Regions from separate parts of the Homo sapiens genome. Here region 2 is linked to region 1. The links are chromatin loops, found by intact Hi-C in ENCODE. Cell type or tissue: HCT116. All regions are shown on one strand. Each heading gives the region's core, and the rest is flanking DNA. Links, peaks and the distances in the headings are about the cores only.

Region 1 (6,272 bases), core at 1,450-5,449:
TCCCCTTGCTTTGAAAAGATGAACTAGTCTGTGTGGCTGTTCCTGTGCTCACAGAGGGTCATCCTGAATCATTATGTTGAAATGCCTACATCTCTATATTCTTCAACTCTACTGTAGTTGTAGAAGCACAGGTGTGAAAAAAATACTTGATTGATTTTCAGCTTCATTTTCACCTTACCTAATTCTGCAACAAAATAAACTGCAGTTTAATGAGAAACTCATCCAGGTACAGTGGGATAAACCATAGCAATCCTCAGACCAATTGTAAGTGTTTCTTTCTCCATTTATCCTTTACCACACAGTTGTCCCCTTTGTTCAGGAATCATGGTGAGAAGGTTGGGATTGGAGTGCCCTGGGATATTAGAATAAAATGTGTAAATGTGATGCATATTTAATTGCAGTTCTATAACTTGCAGTGCATTTTGAATGAATTGTTTGTCTTCCTAAAAGGTACAATCACTTCACTAATTTCAGCTGTCCTAAGTTTCTCACAACTTCCCTTCATATTCATATCGGAAAAGAGTCTTACTTTTTTTGCCAGGCCAAGAAAGAAAAATAGTTTATACTTCATTTTGTAAGAACTAAGTCAGACCAACGAACTTAGAAGGGTGAGTTTAAGTTGTCAAAAAAAAGAGACTCGGATAAAAAATGCCTCAGACTAAACATTCACACATCATCTCTCTGGACTTGACTTTGACCAGTCTGCTTTTACATCTCTGGAGATGTGTTGCAGGTGCCAGCCTCAGTGGTCTCCAGAGCTGCCAGCCTCCCATTCAGTGACCTAGGTGGCCACAGACATCTGACTATCATTGTGAAGTTTCAGAAAGTCTGAATAAACATCAACATTTTCATAAAGAAGCCGAGAAATTCCAGATGCAGCAAGCCAGTGAGAGAAATGCTGTGGAAAGGAAGTGGTAACAGGCACTCCCACATCTCTTGGACAGACATTCACATTTTCTACTCAGGGCATCTACTTACCCCCAAATGTAAGAACTGAACAAACATCACTTTCACAACCCATCCCAGTGAAGGCCTATTTTGATTCCAGAAATTTAGCAACTTGACCAAAGAAGTCTACCTATGAAAATTCCTGGCCACTTTCCTCCAATCTGAGACAAGAATGACAAGGAATATTTTTTCCCTCTCAGGAAAGAGAATCCTGCTGAGATTGGAATTGTCCATTCTAGACAGGGTCTGGCTTCTAGAATTTTAGGCAAGACACAATTAGTTAAAAAAAATGTGTGTAGTGAAATCAGACATACAGAAATACCATGAATAATTTTGAGTATTGTTATTTGATGTTTTAGAGGGAAAGAAATATTTTTTATTAGACATTTTAAAGGCCAGAATATTTTTCAAATATATTCTTTCTTCTAGGTTAACTGCTGCCCCTTTATTGAGGAACTGTCTTATTTAAATGTGGTAGAGAAGAATTCAGCTCAAAAATTGTTAATATTGGAAATAGAAATGATTCTTTCTGGAAACTGTAGCTCTATTGCTGTTATGCTGGTTGTCAGGTGGAATTTGGAACCAGATTTCCACATGTTCTGTTCCTGCGATAGCAGGATCCTTCCCTGTGTGAATGGAGGGTTTCACACCTTTGTACTCTATGTCAAGCGTTAAGCTTCCAATCACCATCCCTGAAAAGTATCCCTAAAAACATAGTGACAAGACAATATGTGTACTCAGATTTTTAGTGAGGAATATTCAGATAGTTCCATTTGAATTCAAATTCAGTAAAATGGAATGGTTTTAGCAAATAAGTTGCAACTATTTGTGTGGAAATTATTTCCTTTAGAGGTACCGTTCATACATTTAACACTTATGGAATTGCCTAGCATGTTCATGTGTATTTTTCCTTCTTAGTCTCTGCTTATAAAATGAAAAGTTTTGTTTCTCTAAAATTTTCAGGCATCTGAAAGTAGATGGAGAAATCTAAAAATGAAGAACAGAAATAGGTCTGACCATGAACAGCAAATCCCATGTACCAACTGAAATTAATGTTTTTCTTGATAGGCATATTGGAAAAAAGAAGATGCTAAGAAAAAAACTTATTATTAATGAGAATGTATTGGTTTCATTTAAACTAGGATCAGATTTTATAAATAGTAGGACTTTTAGCTTGATTATGTTATGGCCTAAACTGCCATGCAGAATTTGGTTTTCTTTTTTTCTTTTGATGTCTGCACTTTGTGAGGTTATCAATTAATCCTTTACAAGCTAATTGAAGTGCAGACTTGTGACAGAACAACAATTAGAATAAAAGGAGTTAATAAAACTATAGGACTGCGCCTTATGACTCAAAGTTTATGATCTACACGTTGAGTAATTTAGACAAGTCATCTGAAAAATAAATTTGAAGCCATTTAATTTTATTATTTATTTATTATTATTATCTGAGACAGAATCTTTCTCTGTCACCCAGGCTGGAATGCAGTGGTGTGATCTCAGCTGACTGCAACCTCCAACTCCCAGGTTCAAGTGATTCTCCTGCCTCAACCTCCTGAGTAGCTGGCATTACAGGTACGCACCACCACACATGGCTCATTTTTGTATTTTTAGTAGAGATGGGGTTCTACCATATTGGCCAGGCTGGTCTCAGACTCCTGGCCTCAAGTGATCTACCTGCCTTGGCCTCCCAAAGTACTGGGATTACAAGCATGAGCCAGTGTGCCCGGCCCAAATTAGCCATTTAAGAGTTCAGTAAACTCTGTTGATTGTTTGTATTTCACTCCATGCTAAGAAGACTATGACCTATTAACTTCAGAGTAATTCTCGCTAGTACTACAACCATAGGATTGAGCCAGCCATTATATTGAAAGTGAGGCTCTTGTACACATGGATTGAATGAACTCAAGACTGCCAACTATTGTCAGTTAGTAGCTGAATTGCAGAGATCTTGGCACAGAGTATTTAAAAATATGCTTTGGCTAGTCCCAAAAGAATTACTTTACTTTTAGAGTACTTTGAGAACACGCCATAAATGTGTGTTTGGCACAGGTCTATCTATTATATTCATTTGTATGTTTTCATGGAAACTATCAGTCCACCAAAGCTTTTATACAGAAATATAATATCCTTGAATGAAAGTGATTGGAAAAGAATCAATTTCCTCTGTATACTAGGGCTATAATAATAAAATGCATAAAGGGGTCAGGGGTTGGACAAACTTGTAGCATGACTTGTCCATTGTTTATCATCTATACTTCACATGTAAGAGTTAACAATATCAATTCAATCAATAGCAAGGCAGGAATGCTTGTTTCACTTAATGTTGAATACACACGCGCACACACACACACACACATATGCACACACAGTATATATGGAAAAAAGTCTCCCCTGGGATGGCAGAGTAGTGTTATTTCAAGAAAGCTGAACTTGGAATCTGGGAAACTTGGTCTAGCCCAGTTTTTCTATAAACTCATTGTGTAACCATAGGCAAGGCACAATTACTGTGAGTCTCAGTCTCCTTTTTGTAAATCAAAGGAGTCTGACTCTTTCTAAGATATTTTCAATCTGCACTTTTTGATCTTCAGGGGATGATAAGAGGAAAGTGGGAAGGGGGCAAATACAATGAATAATGAGATGACTTCCCAGATTTTGCTCCTTCCCAATGTCTGTGAATTCACCATGTCTGTGAATCTATTTTTATTAGCACAAGAAGCTCTCACAGCTCAAGCTCGGCATTTCCATAATTAGGTCAGGAACCAAAAAGAATGGCACAAACTAGCTAAATTCTTGAGTCATAATGACTCAGTAGCTTATGAGGCCAAATCAGAGTTTCTGTGGGAATAGCTAGCTTCATAAACATTCTTGGCATGATTGGCTTCAGGGACCATGCTTTGAACAAGCAACCTAAGGACACCGAGCAAGGTCTAGGGACAGAGATTCTGACTCAATCCAAGGGCTTCAACCTCTTCTCAGTCTGTATGACACAAGGCCTCTGACTTTGGCTAGTGCTGTGACTGCCACTTACTCTTCCTTGCTCTCAGTTCCACGTTTACAAGATGAGATGCTGTCTAAAGTCATTTACTGTTCTGTTATTTTTATGGGCTCTTTAGAATACGTAAAATATTTGGACTCTACAATAAAACAAAATAGTCAACTCCGATTCTCTACGTGTGTACTCTGCAAATTTAACTATATGCATTAGTTTTTATTGTGACATACAACAAGCTGACAATGTTCTTTTACTTGTGTGAAATTAATAAGCCTGACATCTTTGTATTCCTCCTATTCTTTTACGTCATATTCACTGGACATAGGCAATTCATTTGTGTATCTGTATGAGTCTGTTCTCACACTGAAATAAAGAAATACCTGAGACTGGGTAATTTATAAATAAAGGAGGTTTAATTGGCTCACAATTCTGCAGGCTGTATAGGAGGCATAGTGGCTTCTGCTCAGCTTCCAGAGAGGCCTCAGGAAACTTACCATAATGGCAGAAGGCAAAAGGGAAGCCAGCACTTCACATAATAGAGCAGGAGAAAGAGAGAGGGGTAAGGTGCCACACACCTTAAACAACCAGATCTCATGAGAACTCACTATTTTGATGACAGCACCAAGGGGGATGATGTTAAACCATTCAGGAGAAACTGTCCCCATGGTCCAGCCACCCACTAGACCCCACCTTCAACATTAGAGATTACAATTTGATGTGAGATTTGGTGGCGATGCAGATCCATATCAGCATCACTTGCTTCTCAGCTTTAATAGGCCTCCCTTAAACCCCCCAAAATCTATTCTTAAGTATTCTTTGAATTCTTCTTGTTGCATCAAAGAATTCTTCTTTTTAAGAAAAGACATAAAGTTCTCTGTAACGTGTAGCAATGATAGTCAACAGTGGGATATTGCCAGAGAAATGTAATGTGTATTAGTTTGCTGGTGCTGCAATAACCAAATTGGGTGGCTTAGACAACAGAACTGTGTTGTCTCAATGTTCTAGAGGATAGAAGTTTGAGACCAAGGTGTCAGCAGGGTCAGTTCCTTCTGAGGGCTGTGACAGAGAATCTGTTTCATGCCTCTTTCCTAGCATTTGGTGGTTTGTTAACAATCTGTCGTTCCTTGATTTGTAGAAGTGTCACTTCAGTTTCTGATGTCATCTTCACATGGTGTCTTCCACATTTGCTTATCTGTGTCCTACTTTCCCCTTTTTATAAGGAAACCAGTCATACTGGATGAGGGGCTACCCTAGTCCAGTATGACTGCATTTTACCTTAACTAATTAATATCTACAACAATTCTACTTCCAAATAGGGTCACATTTTAGGGGAATGCAATTCAACCTATTGTATATGGCTTCCAATATTCTTAGTGTGGGGAGAATCCCATTAATGAAATTGGTTTCAGAGCTCAGTTGATCAAAGTTTCAGAGCTCAGTTGCTTTAATAACACATTTCTATGGAAGACTCTTGGCTAAATTATGCAGAACCAATGAGTTTGCTGTTATTCTGCTGTCTCTTTCTGGGTCCTTTTGCTCTTGGTGGGTCTGCTACCCTTAATTCTTTTGTATTACCTGCCCTTCAGAACAGATACGTAATTTATAATTAAACTTCTGTCACAGACTTTGTCGATTTAGGGAACATCTCTGATCTCTCTTGCTAATCATGACAGAATTTTGGAGTCTATTTAACTTCTTAGCTGGTAGCTCTATCTGACATGCTTACAGAATTACGAGATGTTAAATTTTAAAAATTATCTCTCTATATTTCACTTCAAACCATCCTCTTCACTTTCGTCTTCAACAAGGTAACTAACCATTTTAGCCAGCTCCTCATTTCTGTGACTTGTTCTTTTATTCTGGTCTCAGAAAACCTTAGCCTTCTTAAGTCTTCTCTCCCTTCATCTCCAGTATCCAACTTGTCAAAAGTTACTATAATTTTTCTCTTTGACTTGTCTCTAATGTCCACCGTACCTGTTTTAAGCACTTTATTTGGGGAAAATATTCCTATCTTTGCCTGTTCACAGAAATATCTAGAACCTATTCTTTGTGAGGGAGAAAGGGTGGGGCCTAAGATTTATCAAGCACAAGGTACTTTGCTAGGCACTGTACATAGACTATCTTATTTTAATCACATAATAATCCCATGATATGTTTTTGCCTAACTTTATGAACAGATACAGAAAAATCTAAACACATTATTTGTGACCATAAACTAATAGCCAAGGAGAAAACATCTCCGGAGTTTTTCACATTTCAGGAAGAACTGCTGGACTTTAACACCATTTGAATGATAATAATAATGATGATAATATATTTATTAACCACT
Region 2 (6,272 bases), core at 1,519-5,518, 660 kb after region 1:
ATGGTGTCATCTATGAACCAGAAAGTGGGTCTTCACTAGACAACCAATCTGCTGGCACCTTGATCTTGAACTTCCCAGCCTCATGAACACTGAGAAATTGCTGTTCTTTATAAACCACTCAACCTATGGTATTTTGCTACAGCAGCCCTAATGACTAAGACACCTGCATTGCTTTTTCAAAGCACTCAAATCTCAAATTATAAAATGTATTTTTAACATTTATCACCTGTCTCTCCACACTAGACTGTGAGTTCAATAAGATAATACCTCCACTCTCTAATTCACCACTGTATCTCCAATACTCAGAACATTTCCTGTTCTGAGTGTTCAATAGGTGTTCAATAGGTATATCTAATGAATGAATTGCCCTGAGAAATGCAATCAAGAGAGAATTTTCTTTGAGAGGCATGGAAAAACCAGGAAGGCAATTCTGGTGAACACTGGAAGAGGATTCTGCCTGACTTTCCCTTGCTTTAGGGTGGCAAATCTGAGGGTCTTGAGAGACTACAAATCTTGTACAAGTAGGAGGCACAGAGGACCAGCCCAGGAACTGATTAGAGAGGCTTATACACACCACACACAACAGAGACACACATACATACACAAAGACATGCTGTGTTAGCCTATGTGAAAGGGAAAGTTGGATTCAAGGCAAGGACCAACAGATTAAATATTTAAACATTCTTCTGTATAGTAAGCCAATGAGGATAAACGTACAAATAGAATGCTGATGAGCATTTAAAATATCTATCACATTATTCTGTTAATATATGTATCACATTACTCTGTTATGTACATTACAGGTCATATGAGGAATCTGAAATTCTCTGCAGCCCTGCTCAAATATAGGAAGCCATTTAGGGCTGTTCAAAGTATCTAGGATTGGTTATTCTTGACACATGAATGAATGACTGCCTTGGTTCAGCTGTTCTTTTTCTAAATCATTTTTAACAAGTGCATTTTAATGGCCATTACTGTTTTATTCATGTTAGGTTATCATTATTGCAGTTAACCTCACATTTACTTTGCTAGTATCTTTCTTTGAAAATCTTTGACATTTTAGTTGGTTTTGATTTGTCTTTCTGGTCACACTCCATTAATAATAACTTAAATCTGAATAGTCCTTTTTGGCTTATGAAGAATTCATATTATCATTTGTACCCCTGAACAGCTCTGAGGGATGGGCAGAGATTATAATTGCTATTTTACAGGTAAGAAAACTGAGGCTTAGTGAAGATAAAGGACTTGTCCAAGGTCATAGGCATGAAGAATGGCAGAGCCAAAACTTAAATAAAAGTCTTTTGACTTCTTTGACAGTGCTTTTGTCATATGACATGACACCCATCACTAAGCCAGCCTGGCTGGCAAAGATTCAATGTTCACACACATTAGATATGCTTATGTTCAAGAACACAAATACACACACACACACACACCCACACCCACACACACACACACCAGCTGTCAAACAAATAGAAATCAAAGAAAATATTAAGGAGAACTCACAATATTATTGTGTCCCACATTCTCAGAAAGAGAGGCATGAAAACCCACTATCACAATTTCTTCCCAGCAAAAATTCCAAGGCTCCTTCTTTCTTGCCAGGTGTTTGTATAAAGTTACCCAAATTTGATGTTCTTTTGAGTGATTTGGGAGAACCCCCATACCACTTTGACCACCAAAAATATCCTCAGGGACAGGAGAAAAATTAGTAGGAATAAGTAAAGCAGTAAATTCTAACCAGGGCCCTTATATAAATATTCACGTTAAAACTGAACAAAGTTTATTTAGATAAAGAGCCAGAGAAATGGCAGAAGGCAGACCTAAAGAGCTGGTTTACAGGACAGATATGCTGAGCCTATGAGAGGAAATAATTCAACTGGTATTCTTCCAGGCATTTCATCTCCTTCCAGTTTTCCAGTATTTCATTAGATTGTCCTGGTTTAAAGATTATGAAGTATAATCCAACATATCCACTGAATTGATGGAAGGCTGAAGGGCCAAACATGCTAGCTTATTATTAAAGACTTCACCACAAGTCTGGGGTTCCATAATTAAATTCATTCATCCCCAAAAGTAGAATTAAGTACCAGCTTATACATTACCAGATATTACCACACATTTCTGGTATGGATTAACACTTTCAGATCTCTAGTAACTGTCTTACAGACATTGAATGTTAGAGCTAGAAAAGACTTAAGGGAACATCCAAGTCATATTTTAATAAATGAAGAACTTAAAGAAATTTGTTTAGATGCACATAACTAGACAAGGAATAAGTACTGATCTTTGAGTGAAAAAAGCAAAAAATAGAAGTGTGTATAGTATACTGCAATTTATGTTTGAAAGGGATGTATATGATATGTGCATATCCACAGACTATCTGAAAAATATGAGGAAAAATTGTTGCTTCAAACATAAGGGATTTTAGATACTGGAGAACAGAAGTAGGAGGAAAATTTACTTTTTACTAGATATCCTTTGCTACTCAATAACAGTTTACACATCTGTCACCCCCACTAAGAGTACAAACTCCTTGATGGTAAGGCCCACCAGCCATATTATATTCATCTTAGTAATCCAAAATGGGCCTAGCAACTGTTTCTTCATTTTTTCCAGGGAAAAAATGATTTGTTAGTGTATTTAGAAAGATTGTAAAGCTTGAATTTTGTGATAGGGATTCATTTTAAATATTTTATTAGGTGTTTTATTAACCAATCCTTTTGTAGCCTGTATACACTCTTGGCATTACCCTGGAATAGGATATTGCAAAATCAACGCACATTTTCTAAGAAGTAGAAAACTATGATCCAGAATTAAGTAAGGCAAAAGCAAAGAAAACAACTCTCAAGAAGATGGAAATTGAATTATTTACAGACAGAAGTTTCTTCAAAGTTTTCCAGAAGATACTTACATTAAAAATTGTGAGAAATTTGCCACTTCTCTCTCTCTCTCTCCAGCATTATGATGACATGTCCCTTAAGATTCAAATTTTCATTAAGTCCCTTTATACATTGTGAGCATGGAGTTCGTGTATGCCCAGCATTAGAACTACAGAGGGCAGGGAGTGGGCAGGCAGAATATTGAACAGACCTAAGTGTGTATCACACTTGCCCTCTAGTGTGCATTTGCCAACAATGCACTTCTCTGGGCTGTCTGGTTTTAAGCCTAGGGCGTTTCCAAACAGAGGTCTTTTCAAGCTGGTTTTTATAAACAGATAAGCCCCATTTATATTAATTCTGTTTACTGCTAATTTGTAAAGAGTGCTATTAATGGGCTTAGAAGCAGCGTATTCTTATTAATAGTTAAACATCTCCCTCTTATTCATACAACTCTTGCTTTGTAAACTTTCTTTCACAAAAGGACAAAGATAGACTTTAATGGTCCAATTAACCAATTTCTAAACTAATGAATTCATAGTATTTTAATACAAGAAATAAAGGTGCATAATTATGATAGTGATTTTTAAAATATTTCATACTATTACATGAAGAAGCATTTTCTCTTCAACTCAGAAGACTTCTGCAGGCTTTGTTCCTGTTTGCTCTTTACATTTACATTTATTTGTGACTACATCAAAGCAGCCCTCATCTGGCAGATGAAAAATCTCTACTGTAGCATAAAGCCTATAAATTATCAACTGTTTCCATTTAGAATATAATTTTGGCACTTATTAACAAAGCCTAACCAGGACTGAGGTTTATTCTAGCTCGTTTTATCATTCTCTGTGCACTGCATTCGCCTCATGGTCCAAGATGTGTGGTCTGTTTCCAGTAACATATCAGCAATCCAGCCAGAAGGAAGGAGGAAGGGGAAGACATATCCACTCCTTTTTAGGATTCTTCCTGGAAGGTACACCCATGACAACTATACACAATTGGCAAGAATGGCTGAAATGGCCCTGCCTGGCTGAAATGTCTTCATTCTGGGCTGCTCTATTCCCAGGTGAAGACGGGAAAACAGGGCAAGAAAGGCAGAATCGATATGGGGGACAACCAGTAGTCTCTCCCATAGTCTATGTTCCTACCAATTGCCTTTATTTGACAGATTCCACTATTCTCTATTTTTTGTTTGTTTGTTTTCTATAGAAAGTAGCATTTTCCTTTTCATTTGACTTCTATCATGAAGTTCTGATGTTAAAGACTGTTTCCCTTTTTTTTCCCCATTCTATCTCTAAATAAACTCAAGTCACTTGGCCTTGCAGAGTTTCACCAAGTTGGTGCATTGGTTCCTCCCACAGGTGATGGCTGTGCTGCCTGGCCCTCTGCAGCTGCTGGGAGTGCTGCTTACCATTTCCCTGAGTTCCATCAGGCTCATTCAGGCTGGTGCCTACTATGGGATCAAGCCGCTGCCACCTCAAATTCCTCCTCAGATGCCACCACAAATTCCACAATACCAGCCCCTGGGTCAGCAAGTACCTCACATGCCTTTGGCCAAAGATGGCCTTGCCATGGGCAAGGAGATGCCCCACTTGCAGTATGGCAAAGAGTATCCACACCTACCCCAATATATGAAGGAAATTCAACCGGCGCCAAGAATGGGCAAGGAAGCCGTACCCAAGAAAGGCAAAGGTAACATCATACTCCCAGGCTGTTATAAAACAACAGCTTTCCAAATCTCTAAATTATGGGATCAGAGGGGGAAGATAAATTTTAGAAGCTTTAGTTTTAGAATTTGTTACTGGCATTTTTAAAATGCCTACTGTGTTCTAACCATATTCTTGAAAACTTCAAGCCTTAAAGACACAGATAAGACTACCATTTATGTTTTGCTTTATTATTTTAACTAGCATCAGATGAAATAAAATATATTAAATCACAAATAGTCTATCCCCTTATTGTTTATTTATTCAAACATTCAGCAACTATCTATAGTGAGCACCTATTTGTGTCAGGCTCTGGGCCAGATGCTGGGAGCTAAAGCAGTGAAAAAAAAGAAAGGTGACAAGTCAGTCTTCTGAACTAAGAGAGCAATGTTGTAAGGACCTGCTGTGTTAAAAGAAAAGTCACAGGAAAGCATTTTGCGAACTAAGTATTAGACAGGTGCAAGTGTTCTTAATACTACTCTAATTACATATGTCAATCAATAGATCAACAGAAGGAAACTAAGAGTATAGACTGCATCTAGGGATGACACCTGAAAATCTCTCCTGTTGCTTTCTTGGCGTATTTATTTAGCACCAACAAAATGCCCCTCAGTGTGACAGACACTTGACGATAAATTCATTTGGTTTGTCTGGAGTTCTCAGAAACCTAGTACTTGCTGCATCAGAGCAGCAATTACCTTTGAGGAAGTGGAGCCAGTCCCACTAGTCCCTACAATGGCAGGAAGCTCCACCTCTGGAGAACTACTGGATTTGGAACTTAGAGGCCTAGATGCCTGGATGCCAGAAATGAGAGAGACCTAGTCATTTGACCTTTCAGAGCCTATTTTTCTTCATTTGTAAAATAAGATTGTTGAGAGAATCAGTGACATACATAGTAAGTAAAGTGCTGAGTAAATGCTAAAGCACCATAGGAAATTGGAGTTGCTACAACTGCTCATTCAACAAATCCTCAGTAAGAACAGAGTGTGTTCCAGGCTCTGTGCTAGACACCAGGGATTCCTGATTCATCTCTCCTACTCTTCCCCAGATAACTCCTCAATACAGTAACTACACAATTCGCTGGTTAGAAATAGCATGCCTGAATAGTACTATAATCATATCTATTCATGTAAAGAAAGTATTCCTGACTTTCTTCTCTTTAGGAGCTAGTATTATACTTAGAAGATTATCTCAGACATTTCTTTTCCTTCCTTTATTGAATGGCTTGCCTTGCCTTTGGCACTTCTTGTACTTACTCTGATGGATCCTCATATCTCGAAATGAGTTCTCTGTTTGTATTTTATTCTCTGACAGTAGCTCAGCAAAAAGTACAATGGTCAGGATTAAGGTGCTACTAGTGACATAAGTATTATGCCAAGAAGATATTGGGACCATATATTTCATTTCTCCATGTTATCCATTAGTCCCAGCAGCATGGGAGATCCAGAGTTGTGTTCATCTGAAAGGCACAGCATGTTCATTATAACAGCACGTGCTGTGTATTTCAATAACAATTTGAGAAACGGTGACACCTTTCACATCTATTCTCTAATCTTGTAGTGTGGCTGTATTATTCTTATTCTTGCTGTACAGATAGGCAAGCAGAGATGCTGACAGCTTAAGGGACCCAGTCACAATCTCACGCCAAGACCAGAAAGATAAGCAGAGCTTCTTGTTCCTAAGTCAA

What was found. Hi-C counts contacts between places; a loop is a spot of excess contacts. Peaks named below come from ENCODE experiments on the same cell type or tissue, not always from the same donor. Only the 100,000 strongest peaks of a DNase experiment are listed, where the experiment ranks them.
Region 2: a loop joins it to region 1, with 2.2 times the contacts of the local background. A loop is called at or near these places in 5 of 110 quality-filtered maps.

Annotation. Positions count from the first base shown.
Region 1 is chr3:99,125,534-99,131,805 of GRCh38, forward strand. No RefSeq gene overlaps it. Among named protein-coding and RNA genes, the nearest start is that of LINC00973, 210 kb to the left of the region's middle. In HCT116, for the core only: no CTCF peak of the experiment used is centred there; a DNase peak (open chromatin) is centred at 3,828; H3K4me3 peaks cover 459 bases.
Region 2 is chr3:99,786,440-99,792,711 of GRCh38, forward strand. COL8A1 (collagen type VIII alpha 1 chain) reads left to right here. Exons shown (of 4, transcript NM_020351.4): 3 at 4,241-4,571. The coding sequence starts at 4,244. Among named protein-coding and RNA genes, the nearest start is that of CMSS1, 28 kb to the right of the region's middle. In HCT116, for the core only: a CTCF peak has its summit at 3,107; a DNase peak (open chromatin) is centred at 3,122; H3K27me3 peaks cover 42 bases.